Regions from separate parts of the Homo sapiens genome. Here region 2 is linked to region 1. Evidence: chromatin loops called from intact Hi-C (ENCODE). Cell type or tissue: PC-9. All regions are shown on one strand. Each heading gives the region's core, and the rest is flanking DNA. Links, peaks and the distances in the headings are about the cores only.

The links. Peaks named below come from ENCODE experiments on the same cell type or tissue, not always from the same donor. Only the 100,000 strongest peaks of a DNase experiment are listed, where the experiment ranks them.
Region 2: a loop joins it to region 1, with 5 times the contacts of the local background. A loop is called at or near these places in 1 of 110 quality-filtered maps.

Annotation. Positions count from the first base shown.
Region 1 is chr11:31,395,276-31,400,036 of GRCh38, reverse strand. The region is part of intron 2 of DNAJC24 (DnaJ heat shock protein family (Hsp40) member C24); the gene reads right to left. Among named protein-coding and RNA genes, the nearest start is that of DNAJC24, 28 kb to the right of the region's middle. In PC-9, for the core only: CTCF peaks have their summits at 2,381 and 2,583 (motif pointing left); no DNase peak of the experiment used is centred there.
Region 2 is chr11:32,106,811-32,111,571 of GRCh38, reverse strand. No RefSeq gene overlaps it. Among named protein-coding and RNA genes, the nearest start is that of RCN1, 18 kb to the right of the region's middle. In PC-9, for the core only: no CTCF peak of the experiment used is centred there; DNase peaks (open chromatin) are centred at 1,791, 2,231 and 2,741; H3K4me3 peaks cover 983 bases; H3K27ac peaks cover 1,942 bases.

The sequences.
Region 1 (4,761 bases), core at 361-4,360:
ACTAACATAGGAACAGAAAACCAAACACCACATGTTCTCACTCATAAGTGGGAGCTGAACAATGAGAACACATGGACACAGGGAGGGGAACAACACACACCAGGGCCTGTTGAGAGGTGGAGGACAGGGGGAGGGAGAGCATCTGGACAAATACCTAATGTATGAGGGGCTTAAAACCTAGATGATGAGTTGATAGGTGCAGCAAACCACCATGGCACATGTATACCTATGTAACAAACCTGCACATTCTGCATATGTATCCTGGAGCTTGAAGTAAAAAAAAAAAAAAAAAAAAAAGAAAAAACAGTTAAAAAAAAAAAAAAGAGGCTGGGCATGGTGGCTCACGCCTGTAACCCCAGCACTTTGGGAGGCCGAGGCGGGCAGATCACGAGGTCAGGGGTTCGAGGCCAGCCTGGCCAATATGTTGGAATCCCGTCTCTACTAAAAATACAAAAATTAGCTGGGCGTGATGGCGTGCGCCTGTACTCCCAGCTACTCAGGAAGCTGAGGCAGAAGAATCGCTTGAACCCAGGAGGCAGGGTTGCAGTGAGCTGAGATCGTGCCACTGTACTCCAGCCTGGGTGACGGAGCGAGACTCCGTCTCAAAAAAAAAAAAAAAAAAGAGAATTAAGAGATAGATCTGCAGAAACAGAATTCACAAAAATAAAGAAATGTAAAAGGTTAAGATACGTGGTTGAATTACTGAATCCATGGCAATTTATGGCAAAACCTTTTTTAAAACCTCTATAATATACCTTAAACTGTGAGATTTACTAACTCTAAAATATAATGTTATACCAATTCCTTTTGTTAGTAACATGCCTTTTTTCTCTTTTGAATATATGCAAGTGTAGCATAACCCCTGTCCTGTATGACTGCACATAAGATATAAAAACAATTTTAAATCTTGTGCAGTGGGTTACATAATATCCAATATAAATATAAACCCAGACACCTCCACTCCCCCAAAGCAAATCAAATAAGTCTTTGATGATATATTCAACACAAGCTACAGAGAGAATTCTGATATCAACCCTTTACCTCCAATTTCCCCAGATGACGATTAGCAGTAGGGAGGGTACTTGCTGACTTCACCTACTCTCTGGGTTCAGGGAAAAGATGTTTTTTTATACAATTAAGGACTCAAGAAACTGATGTCAAACTAAAGTCATCCCTGCTAAATAAGAGTGGCGATGTACACATACAGATCCTATAGAGGGGCTCTCCTACAACAACTCAGAGCTCTTGCTCTGGCCACCAAGGCCATCAGGTACTAATTAAGTAGTGTGTTCTGTCAACGCTTTCATGCTTTTCTTATATTAATTGATCTTGATCATTCTGCCATATTAATGATACTAGTTCAGTGGCTTTGAATTCCCTTGGGTGCTTTACCCCTGAGATGGGAAAAAAACAGTAAACAAGATATGAGAAAGAAAATGTCACAGATTATCTTTATCTACCTCTTATTTGAATCAATGCTAAAACTGTTTCCTATAAAAGTTATCTATTTCTTTTATTTGCAGAAATGTTCCTGTGGACCTAAAATGTACAAATATTCTTTAAATAAAACTTCAACTGATTTAACTTTATAAGCTACAGGAAACAACAAGTGAAATGAAATATACTAACATATATAGGTATACAGGTATGTAACATTCTCATATATAGGTGTTCAAAATTAATGATGGGATTACATGCATAAGGCTGGAGAGGTGGTAACAATCCTTAATTCTAAATACCTAATGATGAGAGAAAGTCAACTAAATGAAGCTCAATAAACAAGATAGGTGACCTTAATACTGACAGGGAAAAAAAAAAGAGTAAAAGAAGAAAAATAAAGCATTTAATAACTGTAGTTAAAGTCAATGAACTTAATACACTATTTTTGAAATAAAGGCCTAAGTAGGCTTCTTAGGATACCAAGAAATACATATTGGGCCAGGCGTGGTGGCTCACGCCTATAATCCTAGCACTTTGGGAGGCCGAGGCAGGAGGATCATGAGGTCAAGAGTTCGAGACCAGCCTGGCCAACATGATGAAATCCCATCTCTACTGAGAATACAAAAATTAGCTGGGCATGGTGGCACGCTCCTGTAATCTCAACTACTCGGGAGGCTGAGGCAGGAGAATCACTTGAACCCAGGAGGCAGAGGTTGCAGTGAGCTGAGATCGCACCAGCCTGGGCAACAGAGCAAGACTCCATCTCGGGGGAAAATAAAAAAAAAAAAGAAACACATATCCTCTGAGATAATTTTTGATTTTCATTATTGCAAATCACTGTTATTTTGAAGCAGCTGTTAAACAGTTGGTGAGGAAATGCTGTTAAGACCGTGCAGTTGTAATTCTCTAATGAATCTGAATATAGTTTAGACAGGCAAGAGATGCACATTGACTGACTTTGGCTGTGTTTTGTTGTTGTTTTGCTTTATTTTCTATGAGATGCTCACTTGCTTAAAACATGATCATGTTACAAAAAGTTAGGTATCAGAGTACTGCAATTGTGTCCTTTACACTTTGACACTGCATTAAGATTATGAAAGCTGAAAAAAAAAAAAAAAATCACAAAGGTAAAGTCAAGTACAACACACTACTGCCACCTATTGCTTAGTAAAATATTGCCTAAAGAAGCAGTCAACGATTCATTGATCTTTTATGCAAGTTAACAAATGAAACATGGTTTTTAAAATGTTTTTAAACTCTTTTAAGGTTTTGTGCTTCAGAGAAAATATAACCCACGTGTAAAACTGGCATCGTAAAAATGTTTATCCATCAAAAAAAATTATTTACTACCTTACAACAAGCCAGACATTGTGCCAGCCAATGAAGATACCATGATGAATAAACAGGGATCCCTATCCTTGAGGGACTCACAGTCTAGTGGTAAAGAGTAGGCATGCCAACAATTTATTATAATGCATTGGGAAGGATAGATGCATGAATAAGATGACAGCATGAGAAAGTTTTCACTTGGATAAGTTGGGGAAGGTTTTATAATAAAGGTGATATATGACTAGGTTTTGAAGGATGCATAGAGTTGGCTATGGAGAAACTGTGTAGGATTGGGAAGGAAAGGTATTCCAGGGAGAGGGAAGTAGCAAATACAAGGCAAGAAAGTACTAAAATGGGTATTAGAGTTACGAAAAGCAGAACTGTAAGTCAGACCAAGAATGAGTGAAAGAATGGTTGGATAGGGAAAAGGGAGATGAAGTTGAAAAGCTAGACTGGGGTCAAATCATAGAGAGTTTTTTAGTATGCCAAGAAATGTGGATTTGTTCCTAATTAAAACTCCACATTATTTTCATGATAGGGACATAATCATGTTTTTGTTTCAAAGACAAAAACATTCTAAACTGATAGTAGGATGGAATGGGTAAGAGGATAGATAGGGAGATTGGCAATAAAAAAACTACTGTGCTACTGTAGCCCTCCTGAGGAACTATGCTAAACTAAGGCTGCTGAAGATCAAAGGCGGGAGTCAGACAAGGGGAAACATAGGAAGCAGGGGACATAAATTTGGAAGTCACTCATGCAGCAGATAAAGCTAAAGGAATACACAGAGAGCAGTCTGTCTTAACCTTTTTGAGTTATGAACTCCTCTAAGAATCTTATAAAAATTTGCATATAATTGAGGGGCTAACCGACCTCCAAAGTCCCCTGAGCCTCAGATGAAGAATCCTTGATTTCCTTGTAAGTGAAGAGGGTCAAATAAAACTCAGAAGCACAGTGACATTTATATCACATAGAGGAATAGATCCTGGAAAAGAAAATAGAGCAGTGGTCAGACAAGCAAGAAGATAATCAGGAAAGACATGCTCCTGCCCAGAGAGGAAGAAATTTCAAAATTCAAGACTTACAACAGTATCAGATGTCACAGTAAATCCACTACATTTGGCAAAAAAGGAACACTGGCCACTTCGGTAGTCACCGTTTAGAAGACTGTCAGTGGTGAAATGGAGTGGGCTGAGAAGCCAATGGATAGTAGACAATTAATGTTTGGCAAGAAGAAAGGAGTGACAGTTCAAAGAACCAAGGTCAATGAAGAATTTTTTGAAGAGCTTTTACTGGATGAGTGGAAAAAGCTAATGGAAAGGGGAAATTAAAGATACAAGAGATAACTGGAGCAACACTGATTTTTAAAATACTAAAAACTGAGTTTTGATTCTGGTTCTGTTATTACAAATCTTGTGATCCCAGAAAAGTTATTCAACTGTATAAAATTTCCTTGTTTGAAAAATGAAAAGAATATTTGCCAAACTATAAGCTACTCATGAGAGTAAGGACCTTTGTCCACATTCACCACTAAATCCATAGCACCTAGCACAGTGCCTGACACGTTACAAGACCCTTAATATTTAGTCAATGAATAAAAAATATGTCCATATACTTCACAGTGTTTTGTAAAAATCAAATAACACATTATGAGTCAATATATTTTGAACAAAATTTAAATTTTTTAAAAATTGGGGTATACAGTCAGAATGACTATCATTTAAAGGTAAAAAAATAATGGATGCTTATACACTGCTAGTGGGAATGCAAATAAGTTCAGCTACTGTGGAAAGCAGTTTGGTGGTTCCTCAAACAACTTAAAACAGAACTACCATTCGACCAGCAATCCCATTATTGGGTATAAAACCAATGGACTATAAATCCTTACACCACAAAGACACATAGGACATGGATGTGTATGTTCATTACAGCACTACTCACAATAGTAAAGACAAGGAATCAACCTAAATGCCCATCAACGTTAGGCTGGAT
Region 2 (4,761 bases), core at 228-4,227, 710 kb before region 1:
TGCTGAATGCTGAAGACACAGAATGCTTTACGGTCATTGCTTCAATCAATCATCATGACTGTTCTATACAACAGGTGTTATTATCACCATTTTCCAGATGAGAAAGTTGAGGTTTTAAAGAAGACAGCTGAGTCAGGTTCTAGTCCAAGGTCTGTCTCCACCTCAGTGCCACAGGGAAAACCATGGGTTTAATCTCCCTGGGCCTCAGTTTCCTGATTTGGAAAACATAATCCCCAGTGACCTTTTCCATCTGGATTCTTGAATGCTTTTTGCATGTATGGAGACTCTCCATCTGCTATGGAATTGAGTTCCAAATCCCTGCCACTTATAAATATCTTTGGAATACCCTCACCATAATAAAAACAATTGCGAAGTGCTATTCCTTTGTCATTGAGGCCATTTAGTTCAACCTAGTAATAGATTGATTTGGGGGTTTTAAAAATGCTTCACAGGAATAATTCTAAAGCATGAAAAGATGATTAAACAGCAGCCTGGTGTTTGCAGGCATTGATTACCTGAACTCTGGCACTTGACCTGCTCAGGAGGGTCAACAGAGAGCAATCCTTTTATGTGTGTGTCACTTCCCAGTCCTCGAACTCCTTGCACATGCATTATCTCACCTCATTTGCAGAGCTACTCTGGGAGCTAGGTATTATGATGATGATCCCCACTTTAAAACAGAACAGGCTCTTCAGGAGGAGGGTAACCTGCCAAGATCACAGCACTTCTGAGTGGCAGAGTTAGAACTCGAATTCAACCAGGACTTTGGACCCGTCTTTCCATGCTACCAACTCTGCATCTCATCACAGTAGTCCTGAATTTTCAAATGACACCATGCCCTCCCACCAGTTTTAAAAATTGTGGTGATAGCCCTGTTGGTTCCACTAAGAGGCTCCTGAATCAGAGGCAGTATAGTGGAGTGATTAACAGAGAGACCTGTATTTGTATCCCTTATCTGCCATTTATTTATTTATTTATTTATTTATTTATTTATTTTTGACACAGAGTCTCGCACTGTCACCCACCTGGGCTGGAGTGCAGTGCCGTGATCTTGGCTCACTGAAACCTCCACCTCCTGGGTTCAAGCGATTCTCCTGCCTCAGCCTCCTGAGTAGCTGGGATTGCAGGTGTGCACCATCACGCCGGGCTAATTTTTTGTATCTTTAATAGAGATGGGGTTTCGCCATGTTGGCCAGGCTGGTCTTGAACTCCTGACCTCATGATCTGCCCACCTCAGCCTCCCAAAGAACTGGGATTGCAGGCTTGAGCCACTGCGCTCGGCCTTATCTGCCATTTCTAAGTAGGGGAACCACATGTCTCTGTTTACCCAAGACGATCCTGGTTGCCCTAGCATCATGGCAGGCCATCCCCTAATACTTGTGGGCCCCATCATGGGAATAAAAAATGGAGGTCACTCTATTATTGTTCTTCCTACCAATGGGCTCCATGTAGGTGTGTCTGTTAGTCTGTTTTTGTTGCTGTAACAAAATACCTTAGACTGGGTCATTTATAAAGAATAGAAATTTATTTCTCACAGCTTTGTAGGCTAGAAAGTGCAAGATCAGAGCCCTGGTAGGTTTGGTATCTAGTGAAGGCTTCTCCCCGCTTCCAAGATGGTGCCTTGTTGCTGGGTCCTCACATGGCAGAAGGGCAAAAAGGAGGCCTAGCTAGTTCTCTTGAGCCCTTTTATAGAGGCACTAATCCTATTCATGAGGGCCCTGCCCTCATGAACTAATCACCTCCTAAAAGCCCCACCTCTTAATACTGTGAGAGGAAAATAAAAACTTGGGATCCCAATTCGCTCTGCCACAAGGGAAAGTTAAGCCGAAAGCTGAGTCATGCAAGAAGCTCCCTTTCCTTTTGCTCCTGAGCAGATACCTACCGATAAAAGTTAAGTATTTCCACAGGTAGCTACTTTATATTCCCCTTACTGTATGTAAAGTACCGATTTACTGAGCAGGAGACGAATACATAATTCACTATTCCCCTACCTGCTCTTTTTTCCTTGCAACCTGTGGATTTCCATATCCTATCTCACTCTTTCCCCTGCAGCCTCTTTCTCCCTTTAAATATTGAAGCCCTCGAAATCATCCTTGGAGAAAAGCACAGACCACAGGCTGTTTCTTTGATTCTGTGTTTTGTTTTGTTTTTTCCTCCCAGGCATGTCCTTAACCTTGGCAAAATAAACTTCTAAATTGATTGAGACCTGACGCATACTTTTTTGTTTACAATGTCATTGCCTTGGGTCTTAAGTTTCAGCAAATGAATTTTGGGTGATTCATAGATTCAAACCATAGCAGTGTGTGTGAACACCGCAGCCTGCAGGTTTACATCAAGTCCACCCCCCAACAGCTGCCCGTTGGCCATCCTTTGGGACTAGAGGTGGGCTTACCCACCATGTTGCCTGCCCTTTGGAAGATATACCTGGGGAAGAGGCTGACCCAGGCTTTGGAAGAGACTTGGGGTCATTTGGGCAGAGAGTTCTGGAGTCATCTGGGGACTTGGAGCATGGTCTAGAAGCAGGAGGCACTGGCTCTGAATGGGCAAAATTTTTTGGCCCATGGACTTCTCAACCCTTGGGGAAGAACATAGTGAGACAAGGAGTGGAATGAGTCTTTACTAGTCCCAAAGTGAGCAGAGCAGGTTGTCCAGGATTCAGGGAGATATTGATTAAAACTCCTCCCTTTCATTGGCAAAGGTGTCCTTGTCTGGACAATCAATTATACAGTCATCTCATATGTGAGTTGGGTGGCTTTGGGCATTACTTCCCTTTCTAGTTCCCTGATTTGTAAGATGGGAATCCACTGTGGTAACCACAGATGCTGCTCACCAGTGCTTTCAGCAGTAGGATCACACTCTCCTGCTCCCTTGAAGTTAGAAGTGGCCACATGACTTGCTTTGACTGACCAATGTCAGTGAGCATGAGTGACAGGGGCCACTTTTAGGTGGCAGCAGTGGATTGCCTGTGTGGGGTCTCCAGTGGATATGGTTGCTTGTGGAGATATCTTGCTGAGACCCCACACCACAGACAACTGGCCAGGCCACAGCTGGCTTTGCAAAAGCAAAGATTATACCTCTGTTGCTTTAAACCACTGAGATGTTAGCATTGTCTGTTACTGCAACATAACCTGGCTTCTCCTCTTTCCTACAAGTACCAATCTCAAGGGCTGCTGTGAGGGTTACATGAGAAAGAAATGTATGTATGTGCTTGGTATAGTTCCTGGTACAGAGCTATTAGTGTTTATCCTAGGAGCAATGAAATGCTTAAGTGCTCACTACACAAACACCTTTGAGGTAGAAGGTAGCCAATCCTTACAGCCATTTTCTTTGATGGACTTCTGTGGGAGAATCAGACTCCATTTTCTATTTTACATGAGAAAAATTATAGAGGTACTAAAAGCACATGGGGTGGTGCGACGCATTACACCTAGGGTATGTATCCCCAGCCATGGACCCTGGGACTGACCAGAATTGAGGATGGGGATGGTTTCTTTGGAAATAGCCCCAAGTTCATGTAAATCTCATGAGTTTACTGATGACACAAGGTTTCCAGCCAGTACTCAGACTTTTAATACTTCAGTGTGAGCCAAAGTGATGAACGTTATGCCACTCATTGGTTTTTAGTGGGAATTCTAGTGCTATAAACTCATTTCAGTACTTCAGAGACAGCCAAATCTCAACTGCACGTTCTTGGAGAAACCTGAGATTTCATTATGAAAGTGACAAAATAAATCTAGAAGGAAAAAAAAAAAATCCCGTCAACCACTCACTACCTCACCCCACGAGACATTTTAGCTGAGCTGCTAACAAGCAGCCACACAGCAACTGTTTGCTGGGGACTTCTGAGAAGATACGACTCACGCATTTGCTAATAAGGGAACAACTACCATATTCCAAACAGGTGAAGAAAACCTTCAGGTATGGCAGATTTTCTAACTACATTTTTGTGACACTTTTATTCATTCGAAAACCTACAGTAAGAGACGCGGAGTGTAAAATGTGTGTTTGTGTTTTGCTTGGACAGACAATGGCTCCTAGCAATTAATGCTTTCAGTCACATTAAGCATTAAATAATGCTTTGTGACATTACAGTATTTCCCATTACAGATCAATTTTGTAGCATTTGTTCATAATCAGACTTGAAATGTTACCTAGAAACAAAATATGTTTTCCTTGAAACAGTCAGACCTTATTAGAAATCTAAGGTTTTACAAATCACCATGTTAACAGTTTTGCCCCTAGCTAAGGTTTTCATTCTTTAGTGTTAAATTCAGCCCCAGAAGCTCTAGTATCGTTCAGGGTTAGTCTTCCAATGTGCACTGACTTGAAAGGAAAAAGTTAATGCTCCAAATATATTTAATGTCTTACTACATACAATAATAAATCAACTATATTCCTTTTTGGAGGTGAAAAATAATGTCATCACCTTTTAAATTGTTATGCTTATAATTAGGTTACACAATATTATTTTCTCATTTTTTAAAAAACAGCTTCTCATTGCTTTAAAAAAAAAGCCATATGCTTATTTCTAGTAAAGCGGAGTTATTCTCATTTCCTTACCACATAATCATATGCTGTGGATGAGCAAAGAAATAAAGAGAAAACATATGAAATTTTGAGATTTGGAGCAGCAAAACTTAAAGCTAAATGGAAGAGAACTTTGGAGCCAGGAACACCTGGAGTTGATGTCTTGCCTTGCCATTTAATCATTGTGGAATCTTGGGCAAATCGCTCAAAGTTCCCATTTAGCAATTGTTAGCT